Regions from separate parts of the Homo sapiens genome. Here region 1 is linked to region 2. A link is a loop called in an ENCODE intact Hi-C map of the cell type or tissue named here. Cell type or tissue: A673. All regions are shown on one strand. Each heading gives the region's core, and the rest is flanking DNA. Links, peaks and the distances in the headings are about the cores only. Region 1 overlaps LINC01117 (long intergenic non-protein coding RNA 1117). Region 2 has its middle 230 kb from the start of MIR4444-1.

The links. A loop is a pair of places that touch in the nucleus more often than their neighbours do. Peaks named below come from ENCODE experiments on the same cell type or tissue, not always from the same donor. Only the 100,000 strongest peaks of a DNase experiment are listed, where the experiment ranks them.
Region 1: it touches region 2 in a loop (8-fold over the local background); 1 of 110 quality-filtered maps calls a loop at or near these places.

Annotation. Positions count from the first base shown.
Region 1 is chr2:176,655,213-176,659,612 of GRCh38, reverse strand. LINC01117 (long intergenic non-protein coding RNA 1117) reads right to left here. Exons shown (of 4, transcript NR_110599.1): 3 at 4,093-4,149; 4 at 3,655-3,915. Among named protein-coding and RNA genes, the nearest start is that of LINC01117, 20 kb to the right of the region's middle. In A673, for the core only: a CTCF peak has its summit at 2,440; DNase peaks (open chromatin) are centred at 2,342, 2,672, 2,992, 3,352 and 1 weaker place; H3K4me3 peaks cover 3,486 bases; H3K27ac peaks cover 4,000 bases.
Region 2 is chr2:176,976,834-176,981,233 of GRCh38, reverse strand. No RefSeq gene overlaps it. Among named protein-coding and RNA genes, the nearest start is that of MIR4444-1, 230 kb to the left of the region's middle. In A673, for the core only: a CTCF peak has its summit at 2,140; a DNase peak (open chromatin) is centred at 943; H3K4me3 peaks cover 675 bases.

The sequences.
Region 1 (4,400 bases), core at 93-4,092, 320 kb after region 2:
AAGAACCAGTAGATAGCACAGTACTTTAAAGAAAAAAAATGTGAATATTGATTTTTTTTCCCTAATGAGATATTACCTGGGAATCACAGCCAAGGTGAGACTATTTAGACCACTTGATCATTAACCTTTCTCCATATGTAAGTTCACAGACATCCAACTATAGAATGTGGTTACTGTATCTAAAGGGACCTCAAGTCTAATACAAACCCTTATTTTGAAAATGAATATTTCTATCTTATTTCTAAAGTACTCCAAAAGTTCTTAGGGCATCCTGTTCCCACGTTCAGTCACAACCACAGGTCATCAAGTCTTCCTGTGTCTTAAAAACACATTTTCTCCTGATGCAGTCTAAACCCATTTTCTTCTGTTCAGTCCAGTGAGATGGAGAAGGTTGACTGGTGTTCTGCAGAGTTCCACCTCACTGCCCATAGGTTGTTAATTTTGTCTCCCTTCAGCCTTCTCTTCTCCAGAATAAACAACCCACCTCCTTTCCTTGTGTACATAGTCTCCAATCCCTGTCATCATTTTCCTCTTCTATACGTGGATTCTATGCAATTTTCCTGCATATGTTTTAAGTTACAGACCCAAAGTGTAATATTCAAATAAAAGCCCAACCTACAATAAATTTGACACAAGGGTTATTTCCTAGCTGCAAATAATACTTGTCTTAACACAGCCCGGGATAATATCGCTTTCTTAATGCCATCACTAGGTTAATGACGCATATATTTCTGGAATGCCAGATCTTCTGCAGCCAAGTTTGTGTCAAATTATACCCTCTATCTAGACCCTTCTCCTACCATCTATTCTCCAAAGGAAGTCATTATTAATAAACTTACATTTTATTTCTTCCAGTGGTTTCTACTTTTAACTCCAAATAAATAATATGCCTGCATCTCTCTTTCTTGATTTTTCAGTCTTAGGTAGCCAGTACCTGCTGACTTCTCTGCATGAAAGATGAAGAATTTCATTCATTTATATGCCTTCCTTCCCTCCCCACCTGCTCCCCAATTTGGGCTAACTCATGATTTTTTAGTTCTTCAGTTGGATAGATGTATTCATTTCTGGATCTAGCAGCTTTAGAAAAGAGTTATTGACCTTAATACTCTCAGATAAGAAAGTTAACATACCTCATCATCTCTGGACTTCTGTCAGGGTATAGCTCTATACTGTCAAAGTTTATAATATTTATATTTTGTTTTATAGATATTATGACTACTGATATTATGGAAATGTTATTTATTACAGATACAGGAAGAAAATTAATCCTCTGTCACCAACTCATGCTATTCAAAATAGAATGTTCTAAGCATCACAGTCAGTAAAATACATTCTCTTAAACTCTAACAAACTCTCAAAATCATGCCACAATTTAGTTTACCTGTTATTTGAGTCCTGGATTTTTAGGCAGTGCTATAAATACTACAACTGGTTACAAGCAGTTAATTTAACAGATTAACTTAAGAAATTTGTTGGAAGGATATAAGGGTCACTCTCAACTCAAAGGAAAAGCTAAGGATTAAACATTAAAAGCAATGGTAAAAAACGCAATTACTTTTGACCAACGTAAATACAAACTTTGAAGATCTTTATACTATTAAACTAGAGAGAGAGAGAGAGCGAGTGAGCGAGAGAGTGCACTCATTACTGGAAAAGGGCATCTTACTGGCCCAGCTTGAATCACAAACTAGGTAGGGGCAGTGCCCCTCGACTAAGAGTCTCATCAAGGTTGCATGCAATGGTGAAGGATAGTTCTCAAAACAAAATCAAGATGCTGTCACCGGAAGAATAGAATCAGGGTAGACAAAACAACAGCATCTATTGCTTCCAATAGCACTTATCACATTTTCATTAATAAACAATTTGGGTAATTTTCTGTTTGATATTGTCCTTCCCAACCAGATTTTGTGTTCTATAAAGGAGAAGTTACATAGAGCATTCATTCTCTTAATTCACGTGCCTAGTAGTGTCTGACAAGTTACAAGCACTGACTAAACAGCTCTTGAATATTGTTGAATAAAAGCCAAGGGTTTCCAGGATGCACTGCCTAGACTATTTGTCATAGACTATTTGTATTATTTTATTTTAATAACAAGTATTTTCAGATGGCTGAATTACATATTAAAGAAGGGACTACTCTTTCCAAAGGCACGTTATCATGGAGGAATACAGCCTAAGTTTTCTATTACAAGTATTGTAAAAGAAGGGCACCTCTCCAAACTTTTGGATCATGGCAGGATACCATGATCTTGTCTGCATGCTACCCACACAACTGATGGTGTACAATCACCTGATCCAAAGAATTAGCCAGCAGTTTAAATTTTCATTATTCACTCAGGATGTCATAGTCAACAGCCTGGTGATCTCTGCAGTCAGGACTTGGTAATAGCACTACATAATACCTGGTCTAATATCTCCTCTGCAAGGACTCAGTCCTTCTCCTGACTCCTCTCCATGCCATCTTTCCCACTTCTTTCTTCTTCTTCCTTCCTTCTCCTTCTCTCTTCCTTCTCCCTTCCTCCCTTCCTCCCTCCTCCTCCTCCCTTTCTATCTTCTACATTTTTCTAGCTTCTACATTTTTCTCTGTGTTTCACTGGCACTCCTCCTCCCTCTGTGTTTCACTCCCCCTCATCCTCCCTCCCCCTCTCCCACCCTTTCCCCTCCTCCTCCTCCTCCTCCTCCTGAGACAGAGTTTTGCTCTGTTGTTCAGGCTGGAGTGCAGTGGTGCAATCATAACTCACTTCAGCCTTGATCTCCTGGGCTCAAGCGATCCTCCTGCTTCAGCCTTCCACGTATTTGGGACCACAGACATACACCATCAAACCTAGCTAATCTTTTTTTAATTTTTTTGTAGAGATGGAGTCTCATTTTGTTGCCCAGGCTGGTCTCAAACTTCTGGGCTCAAGTGATCCTCCTCATCCTTGGCCTCTGAAAAGTGCTGGGATTACAGACATGAACCATGGCATCCAGCCCTTGCCCACTTCTTAACAAACTGGGTGATAGTTATTTTTTTACAAACTTGCCTCTCCAACTAAACTGTGGACCCCATGAAGGAAGGAAGGAAGGAAGGAAGGAAGGAAGGAAGGAAGGAAGGAAGGAAGGAAGGAAGGAAGGAAAGAAGGGAGGGAGGGAAGAAAAAAGGAAGAAAGGAAGGAAGGAAGGAAGGAAGGAAGGAAGGAAGGAAGGAAAAACGGAAGGAAAGAGAGCTTTAGTTCTCTAAGCTGTAGAGAAAATTTAAGTTCTTTTTCAAAGAACTTAAAATTCATGGATTAGTCAGAGGGGTCTAATATCTCTAAATCAAATGATGACAAAAGAAAAAACAAAGAATGCAGAAATTATCCTCTTCCAGGGTTTCATTCCTTTATGTCAATCAAGAAAAATGTTAATAAGGAGGGTTCAGCAGGGGTCAGTAATTCCTCACTGATGTCACAAATTTAGCTTCACTTTTCAGAGGCTGTTCGTGGCCATGCTTGTGAAATTTGTAACTCACCTCTAGACAATAACTAATTATTACTGATTACTATGAAATAAGTCAACAAAGATTTTCTTGTTTACATTCTTATCAGACTGTATCAGAACCATCTGTTTTCAAGTTTGTTGTTGCTGGGTGTTTTTTTTTTTATCCCAAGGGATAGATTCTCCATATTGTTCTCTGAATATATGCATGCAAAACTGCCTTTTAATGCACAGTTGCAGTTTTCACTAAAACATTTGGGTAGGGGGGAAAAATCACATATGTTTTTGTGAAAGATGATGATAATAATTAGGTATCTTGCTGAATTTATTCTATCTTCAAATGAAGGATATGTTGGGGTCTGTCCCATCTCTAATTACCATCTCTTCGTTTGCATGGGGTGACTATTGATTTTGCGAAAAGCACATATGTGGAGCTTTCGACACTAAAGTAACTTCAACCTGGAAAACACAGTAAAGGACTCCATTAATATGAGAAAGAGTCTACAATTTTAAAACAAGCAATATGTGACCCCTTTGCTCCATTGTTCATTGACACCAATCTCCTGTGATACAAGCAATAACTTTGTTCCATTGTTAAGGAAGCAAGAGTGTAAGATTTTAAATACTGGTACTCACCAAGTTGCTACATGGCTTTGGGCAAGCAATTAACCTTTGGTGTCTCAGTGACTTCATCTGTAAAATAGGGATAGGGATTTTACACAGGTGTGATGCCTGGACTAATTAGTATAATTATCATTATTGATGGGAAAATAATGTTAGTCATTGATATCCCATCTCATGTTAGCACCTGGAGAATCACATATTTTCTCTATGTTGACTCCATTTTATAGGAGTCTGTAAAAAAATGATGACAAAAGCTACATATGAAAACTGGGACAATACAGTTAAAAAGGTCCATATCCACATAGGCTCATATCCTTAAT
Region 2 (4,400 bases), core at 100-4,099:
CTTATAGATTTAATTTAGACTAATTTAATTTTAATAGATGACTCGCAGTTACTTTCACTTGGAAGTTTAAATTAAGAAAGTGCCAGCAAGTAAACTAATGGATTTGGTATTTCATAAATATTTACCTTTAAAATGCTAAGCCTTGTTGTGTCCATAAAGGAAATGGACCTGCTTAACTTTTAGAAAGCATAAAAATCAAGTAAATGATTCATTAGAAATAATAGAATACTTACTATCAACCCTACGAGTGCTAGCAACTACCTAAAATCCTATTCTCCATATTGAGAAGTGATTGGTTAAAGAATAATTTTTCACAAGTGACTGTATTGAATATTCATTCACCTTGGGAGTCAAGTCAGGGTGAGGGCAGCTTTGTCAAGGGAGCAGAATTCTGACAGTGCAAATTTCATTCGTTTCTGATTGCTCAAAGGAACAGTCACTCCAACCAAAATGTATACATCCAGGCCTTGATGCTATTTTAAGAAAAAAAATGATTAGTCTCTTTCTTGCTCTGAAAAGTCTAGCTCATGCAGTTCTTGTTGACTTTCAGAGACTTTGAAATAATTTTGAGACTGGATTTGCTTGTTGAAGCCTTTGAGAAATGTTATGGTTAGAACTGACCAACATTAACCCACGTTTTAAATTCTGTGTGGTTTCCCCCAACTTCCATTCTGAGTTCTAATGTCTTTTCATCCTGGCCAGAAGCTGTAGCTATTTTTCTCCATGCTTGACCTAGCCATTTATCCCACTTTCTTTTGGCAGAAGAATAGAAAACAACATTTGCAGCATTCCTAAATTAATTATACTTTTCTCAAGCTAAAGAACTGTGACAGAGCCACAAAACAGCAACTGAAAACTAATTCCTTAAAAGAATATGAAAAAAGGAAGTTGTATAAGATAGGGTAATTAATCTTGCAATAAAAATAATTGTTTACAGTTAAAATTAATGTAACATGCATTCCTCAGCAGATAATAAATTATGGACTTTCTCATTAGCATTTGAATTGATTTCCTCTAATTTCTGAGGAGCACATGAGCATGTGACTAGATTAAGTTTAATTGGACTACAGCTGGTGCTGATTGTACGCACATGGGGTGGGGGCTTTGCTGACTGATTGGCTGTCTCTGCATTTTGTTTCCATTGTCTTTCTCCTTCTCCACTATTTTTCCCTACAGGTAGAGAGATTGAAGATACTGGGGTCTTAAAATAGAATTAACTAGAGAAAAGACTGTGGTTTTGGATAATGTTACCCCATGAGCTTCTACCAAGAATGATTATAATACATGATTATCATATAATTGTTATTACCATCTTCTCTTCATTATATAATTATTATTTCATTAACAACTAACCGATTGAATGTTTACCGTGAGCTGCAGTTGTACTAAGTACTTCACGTACCGTTTAATCTTCACAACAGTTTCACTCAAGGTGTTTCATTCTTCCCATTTTCTGGGTGAATAGACTAAGGCTCAGAGGGGTAAAATAATTTGTCAAAGGTAACACAGATGAACATGGTACAGTTGAGATTAGACCTTTTTTTAAAAAAAAAAACAAATTCTAGGGATTACACCCTTAACCACTTTATTATTCTGATTATTTGAAAAATCAAGCAGTCCAGTTACCCTATTGATAGAGAATGAAAAATCAGTAGCCTAAGCATCTGGGTATGTCAAATGGCATCTATACCAGGTGGAAAACAGCAAAAGAGGGGTTAACTTACAGCCGATGAAGAGCGATATGATCACCACGGAGATGGGGAGGATTTCTAATAGGCCCATAATTAGGAAAAAAGCATGGGTCCAATTAATATTGGGCTTGTGATTGGACTTGTGGAAAGAAACCAATATTTCCATAAAGGGGAAGAATTGGTAAAATTTCGGCCAATGCTACTGGAGAGTCTGATTCGAGCTGAGAAAATTAGGAACACAAGGGTAATTGTAGACTTTTAGTCCTACAATAGGAGTTTTTCTCTTAGAATAAATTTCTCACTCAGATGAAGTAGAACTATTCAGAACAATTTGAAAAATAAGCTCCTCCAGAGAATTCTATGGGGACTTCAATGGTGTGAAGCTTTGTGACTTTCTCACTTGAGTAGGGACTTAGATTCTGTAAGTATTTGGCTCCTCCCGGCGGGAATGTCTTGAACCTTTTGCTTTATTGATATGCAGGAAAAGAAGCTACTTTGGAGTAGGAATTCTTTCTGCAGAAGATAAAATAATTTTAGGTGGATTTAATGGCTTCTTCTGGGTTGCCATTAGCACCTGTACTGATTTCACTCTGCCTTGTCATATAGTAAGTTGTTTATAAAAGTTCCCTATAGACCGTGTACTCCTTGAGAATGGGGCTCACATTAGGTGTAATAAATACATAAAAGTGTAAAATAAAATTTTACTATTTTTTTTTTTCAGAGACAGAACCTTGCTCTGTTGCCCAGGTGACACTATCATGGCAGCCTCAAACTCCTTTCCTCAAGTGAACCTCCTACTTCTGCTTCCCAAAGTGCTGGGACTACAGGCATGGACTACCATGCCTGGCTAATTTAAAAAAATTTTTTAGACATGGGGTCTTGCTGTGTTGCTCAGGCTGGTCTCAAACTCCTGGGCTCAAATGCCCCTCCCACCTGGGCTTCCCAAAGTGCTGCGATTATAGATGCGAGCCACCACACCAGGCCTAAAGTTGGGTCTTGAAAGTTTTTTCACCCTGTCTTATTTGCCATATATATCTTAATGTTGTACTTTTTGGTTCTTTATAAATTCATGTGTTGATATAGGTAATTATATGGAGAAATAGAAATTGATCATGGTATCCCAATATCAGTGTGGATGAAAAAAGAATTGAGGAAATGTGATATGTGGGGTTATATTCCTGCCACCTTTGAATAGAAAATTTTTGATCAAGACTGCCAGAGTATTAAACATGTCAGCTATATTTTTAAAAAATATACATACATGCACACACCCATTTTAGGTCTAGTTTATCCTCCCTGATTAAATATTAACCATGGGTAGGAAAGAAAAATTAGACTGTAGGCTGATGTGCTGATATTTTGAGTGAACAATGTGTCCAGTAAAAATGCCAACAGACCAGCCTGCTTGGAGCCCGTTTTGATCCTTTGACTCTTTGTGTGTTTTACTAAGTTTCTAAACGTCTCTTCTCTTTTTCCTTTTTCCTCTGTTTGGAGCTGTTAAAAATCTGTGATCCGGCTGGGCGTGGTGGCTCATGCCTGTAATCCCAGCACTTTGGGAGGCCAAGCCAGGCGTATCACCTGAGGTCAGGAGTTCGAGATCAGACTTGCCAACACGATGAAACCCTGTCTCTACTAAAAATCCAAAAAAAAAAAAAAAAAAAAAAAAAAAAAAAAAAAAAGAAGTAGCCGGGTATGGTGGCAGACACCTGTAATCCCAGCTACTTGGGAGGCTGAGGCTGGAAAATTGCTTGAACCCGGGAGGTGGAGGTTGCGGTGAGCCGATATCGTGCCATTGCACTCCAGCCTGGGCAACAAGAGCATAACCCGTCTCAAAAAAAAAAAAAAAAAATTCCGTGATCCATGTCCTTTGTTTCAGTTTTATATTAACTCCAAACACAGACCCACTTAAATTTTCCCAGTAAACAAACTGCCACGTTGTTGCAGTCTCGCTTTTTCACCTCATTATGGCCTGAGCAGAGTGTGATGTCACACTTGACCCAATACCTGTCTGCCCATAAATGACACAGCCTGTTCCCCTTTTGCTTCCTGGCTCGAGCACCGGGAAGGAGCTTAGTATGAAATTCATGCTGTGATGACAGATTTAAAAGTTGCTACAAACTCTAACAGACAGCAACTGCAGTTTGTAGACATATACAACATGTACTGCTCTCTTGTATTTTTAAGTGATGACATTCTTCGTTTAAAGAGTTACATTATATAGCTCATTACTGTTGCCTGTCTATGAAATGAGGGTGGTAGAGAGTAGGGGAAAGAAGGCTAAATTGGATATGAAGACATTTACCAGAAGAATTTTCCAAATGTTAATGGCCAGCTTAAAGGGCTGCACACGTGTTGCAATGTAATTGGATTTGATGCCTTCTGGGGACTTTGAAGCTTTTCCTGCTCTTGCCCATTGTATTTTGTGGCATAGAATGAGCCCCTTAGATTTCTAACAGTTTGGCTCGGAAGATCCACATGGTGCTAAATTGTAAATCTGCAGACAGCCAACAAACAGTGGGCTAAGCTCCAGTGACTCTGGTTTGGTTTGGGCTTTTCAAGCAATTAAATGAATGTCGGTCTCTAAACGTCTCTGGGGAGGTACAATGGGTTACAAGGAGAATTTACTGGAAGGGGCAAGAAGAGGTTTCTTCCCTGTTGCTGGAGCTTTTCCTGGAAAAACAAAAAGAATGAGCAATTGCATCCAAATGT